2 separate regions of the Homo sapiens genome follow, and region 1 is linked to region 2. The links are chromatin loops, found by intact Hi-C in ENCODE. Cell type or tissue: chondrocyte. All regions are shown on one strand.

Evidence for each region. Peaks named below come from ENCODE experiments on the same cell type or tissue, not always from the same donor. Only the 100,000 strongest peaks of a DNase experiment are listed, where the experiment ranks them.
Region 1: it touches region 2 in a loop (6-fold over the local background); 5 of 110 quality-filtered maps call a loop at or near these places.

The regions. Positions count from the first base shown.
Region 1 is chr18:5,867,201-5,869,700 of GRCh38, forward strand. All of the region lies in intron 4 of MIR3976HG (MIR3976 host gene), which reads left to right. Among named protein-coding and RNA genes, the nearest start is that of TMEM200C, 27 kb to the right of the region's middle. RefSeq lists a silencer at 1,245-1,294. In chondrocyte, a CTCF peak has its summit at 1,178 (motif pointing right); no DNase peak of the experiment used is centred here.
Region 2 is chr18:7,176,114-7,178,613 of GRCh38, forward strand. No RefSeq gene overlaps it. Among named protein-coding and RNA genes, the nearest start is that of LRRC30, 54 kb to the right of the region's middle. In chondrocyte, CTCF peaks have their summits at 1,220 and 1,426; no DNase peak of the experiment used is centred here.

The DNA.
Region 1 (2,500 bases), 1.3 Mb before region 2:
TCTGAAAATGTAGGGCTGCATGGTTGCTACACCTATTGACACAAGTGAGGGATGGACATAAAAATGCAAATAATTAAAAAGGCCTTTTTGACAGGAAAGAGTGGCTCCTACAGCCAAGGTGAGTCTATGGACCAAAAAGAGAGGAGTAGGAGAAGAGGGTGTTGATGCGCAGGTGGCGGGCATACAAATGGACTCTGGCTTCTCTTCCTAGGGCAGCAGTGCTCTAAGCTTTTGGCATCAGAAATCTTTTACACTCTTAAAAATTACTTAGACCCTAAAACGCATTTGTTTACGTGTATGTAAAATAGTGTATTCCAATTTAGTATATACTAGTATATCCCATACTATGTTAGAAATTAAAGCTGATACTTTTTAAAACACAAGAATACACAACATACATTCCATTAGCCTTCTGCTGAGAGTATAATGTGTCATTTTTAGAAGAAATTTTGGTAAGAGATGTAAAACCATTAAAATTCATACCTTTAATCCATGAATCCATCCAAGAGTCTAGCATAAGGAATAAGGAAACAGTCCTATGGCGTGTGTGTGTGTGTGTGTGTGTGTGTGTGTGTGTGAGAGAGAGAGAGAGAGAGAGAGAGAAAGAAAAGAAGACAATTTCCAAAGGAAGCAACAATACGACGACAGTAAGGGATAGATTGAATGTACCTGGTAATATAGAGTAAAATGCTTATGTTGCATTCTGGTTATGCCACTTAGGGAAATTAACATCGATGTCCTTATCTATAAAATGGGAATAATTTTAATACCTACTTCATATGGATGCTGTGCATATACAATGAGATTATCTATGCCAAGTACTAACTACAGTTCCTGGCATGTAGTAAGTGCCCAATAAATGTTAAATATTTTTGCTACCATTGCATGTGAAATACTATTCAGTTGCACAAGCAATTAAAATAATACAGAATTTAAATTCATTTACACGAAAACATATTCATGGTTATTAAGTAAAATGTTAACAAGACAGCGTACACAACCTTCTATTTTTGGAAAGAACAAAATTTATCAAAAATTCTGCAAAGATATACATATGTTGTCTAACAGTGAGGATTACAGGTTACTTGTATATTTTTTTCTTTTTTGTATGTTTTTCTTCTCTGGCGGTAACTTGTGTAATAAAACGTTTTCCTTAGGAACTGTACGGTATCATGGCTGACACAAGAGGGCGCAGTAGGACTCTTGTGAGTTTTTCCTGGCACTAAGGCCGAGGGTGTAACCCTCTGTGAGCTGTCCAAGGTCTGAAGAAGGCAAGAGCCTTAATCCAGAACACAGAATGAAAGAATAGTTGTTTTCCACCCCCAAACAAAGTAACAAACAAATATGTGCACATTAGGAGCTACTGAAGCCAGGATCTCAGCTCAGATCATTTTTATCAGATTCTCTAGAGATGGGTCTAGAGAAAAAAAAAAAAATCCCAGACTATTCTAATGTGTAGCCAGGGTTGAGAATCCCTGACGCATGAGGGAACTGAAAGCGACCTGACCGCAGGTGCCATGCGTAATTGGCAGGGGCCATGCTGGTCTCTTTCATTCCCTCAAAGATCTGGTTCAACTGCCGGCGACTCTCCATGTGCCTCCTGCTCCGTACTCACATCAGTGAGCCTCCTTCCCCACTCGGTAGACTCACCTGGGAAAGACACTGACTGCCCTGCCTCCTCCACCCACCCCTGAAGCACAGAGCAGGGCTGGAGCAGAGGCGCTTGAGGCTACAGTCAATCGTGGTTCACTCAGCTGTTTTGCAAAACGATTGCCTCACAACACAGAGGCCTCCTTATTCCACACTGCAGTCAGCCCCATCCCGGAGGACGCTCATTGTTGATGATGAAGCACCTCAGCCCCAGATTCCCCTCAGCCAGCTTTCAAAAAGGTTCTGCTCTTGTGGGACAGGACGTTGGGGTGGAGGAAGCTCTGCACCTGATTTCTTACGCTGCACAATTGTGGGCCGGAGTAGAGAACTAGAGCTTCTCAGGAGGCAGAGAGGAGAGGAGAGAGCTTTGTCAGCCCCTGCAGGGCTGGGAATCCTCTGCCCGACAAGAGTGCAGAAGATACCTGTGCTCCTCTTCACTCCCAATGTCCTTCAGGCCACATTCGAGCGGGTCCTTGGCATCTTGCTGAGTTTACAGCTCACAGGGGTGTGAGCGACTGCAAAGGACCATCTTCTAGTGCTTTTGGGTGGAATCACAATCTCTTTGGGGTTCTCCCAAGGACTGAATGTGGAATGCAAGAAGGATACAACCACAAAATGACTTACCAGGGATTTCCATTCTTCACTGTGATGCTTTTCTATCCTCTTCTCTTCCCCTAAAGACATCCCAGTCACTGCTGACTCAAGACAAAGAGGAAGAAGTGAAAGCAAGACCCAGTGGTAGTTAGAATATTTTCACTAGTGAAGAGAGATTTTCCCAGAAATTCCCACACAATGTGATTGGTTGTGTCAATGGAGGAAAAGGAGCAATTGCTTTACATGCTGCATTCTT
Region 2 (2,500 bases):
TGCTGGGATTACAGGTGTGAACCACCATGCCCGGCCACATTTCTCTTTCTTTCTTTTTCTTTCTTTTTTTTTTTTTTTTTGAGACAGAGTTTTGCTCTTGTTGCCCAGGCTGGAGTGCAATGGCGTGATCTCGGCTCACCGCAATCTCCACCTCCTGGGTTCAAGCGATTCTCCTGCCTCAGCCTCCCCAATAGCTGGGATTACAGGTATGTGCCACCACACCCAGCTAATTTTGTATTTTTAGTAGAGACTGGGTTTCTCCATGTTGGTCAGGCTGGTCTTGAATTCCCAACCTCAGGTGATCCGCCTGCCTCAGCATCCCAAAGTGCTGGAATTACAGGCGTGAGCCACCGCGCCCGGCCCACATTTCTCGTTCTGATCTACCTTCCCCACTTCCAAAATGGTCTAGTGACTGCTATGGGACGTGACTTCCAGCGGAAAGAAGTGAGAAATCCATTAGTTAAACGTTTTCGACAAATCATCCTCCTTACCTTCAAGTGAGACTGAGGATACCCACAGATAGGCCTGGAAACTGAGTTGAGGAAAAAGGAGGTTGATAAAAAATGGAGCGTGCAGGAGCAAACACGGGGACCCCGAGAGCAGATGTGCTCCAAGAAGATTCTAGAATTGGGGGAAGACATCCAAATGCTGCTGAGATTCTGCAGTTACAAAACGGGTTTATCTAGCCAACAAAAATTCATCTGTCAGTATTCATATAACCTTCCTTACACCCCCTGGCTGGTGAGGGCTGGGTATAACCAGGATTTTTTGAATTGGATTGAAAAAGAGAAAAAAGTAAAAAGTAGGCCTTGTTGATTGACAACATTTTCATGGCCGTTTATTCTTTAATAAGCAGTTTTGGGGCCATTCATCATGTAACTCTTAACCTACTCTCCCTTTCAACTTTAATGAAATGTGTTCCTTGTATGGAATTTTCATAATTTTACTTTCTCTGTTAGAGAAGTTGTTAGGATTTGATGATGAGCTGTAAGCCAGCTGAATATTCTTCAGAAGTTTTCAAGGTATCTGATTGAGTTTATCAGCTTTTTTTTCCTAGCTGCTTTGCTGTCTCTCTGAATAAGCGCTTACAGAGTTCTTTCATAATTGTGCCAAGTATGAAATGATAATGAACCACTCCTAATCAGAAAGTAGCTTCACAGACCAGGCAGAGGCCAGCACTGGTTTACTGAGTAATGAAGGACCAACAGCTCCCCTTAGCGACATAATGGGGGTAGTACCTGCTCACACTAGCTAACAGGAACCCTGTGAAGGGAGCACAAATTCAGATTTAAACCTCATTTTATTGCAGATTTTTACAGGCAGAATAAAAAACTGTAGGTGAAAATATTAATTATCAATTAGGAAGAAGTTACATAACATATTGGTTATTCTTTTTGTAACTGAAAGACTTTATACTATCATGCATACATTTAAATAATGAAATCTGAATAAACACAGATAAAAGTGAATCTAATTATCTTAAAACACTCACTCAACATCAAAATATAATCTCCAGGGTTTATTAAAAGAATAGCTTATTTTGCTAGACTACTGGTAAGAACAAAATATTATTGTGTCCGGAATTGGTGGGTTCTTGATCTCACTGACTTCAAGAATGAAGCTGCGGACCCTCGCGGTGAGTGTTACAGCTCTTAAGGTGGCGCGTCTGGAGTTTGTTCCTTCTGATGTTCGGAGTTTCTTCCTTCTGGTGGGTTTGTGGTCTCGCTGGCTCAGGAGTGAAGCTGCAGACCTTGGTAGTGAGTGTTACAGCTCTTAAGGCGGCGCATCTGGAGTTGTTCGTTCTTCCCGGTGGGCTCTGGGCTCGTGGTCTCGCTGGCTTCAGGAGTGAAGCTGCAGACCTTTGTGGTGAGTGTTACAGCTCATAAAGGCAGTGTGGACCCAAAGAGTGAGCAGTAGCAAGATTTATTGCAAAGAGTGAAAGAACAAAGCTTCCACAGTGTGGAAGAGGACCCGAGTGGGTTGCCACTGTTGGCTCGGGCAGCCTGCTTTTATTCTCTTATCTGGCCCCACCCACATCCTGCTGATTGGTAGAGCCCAGTGGTCTGTTTTGACAGGGTGCTGATTGGTGCATTTACAATCCCTGAGCTAGATACAAAGGTTCTCCACCTCCCCATCAGATTAGTTAGATACAGAGTATCCACACGAAGGTTCTCCAAGGCCCCACCAGAGCAGCTAGATACAGAGTGTCAATTGGTGCACTCACAAACCTTGAGCTAAACACAGGGTGCTGATTGGTGTGTTTACAAACCTTGAGCTAGATACAGAGTGCCGATTGGTGTATTTACAATCCCTGAGCTAGACATAAAGGTTCTCCAAGGGCCCACCAGAGCAGCTAGATACAGAGTGTCGATTGGTGCACTCACAAACCCTGAGCTAGACATGGGGTGCTGATTGGTGTGTTTACAATCCCTGAGCTAGACATAAAGACTCTCCACGTCCCCACCAGACTCAGGAGCCCAGCTGACTTCAACCAGTGGAT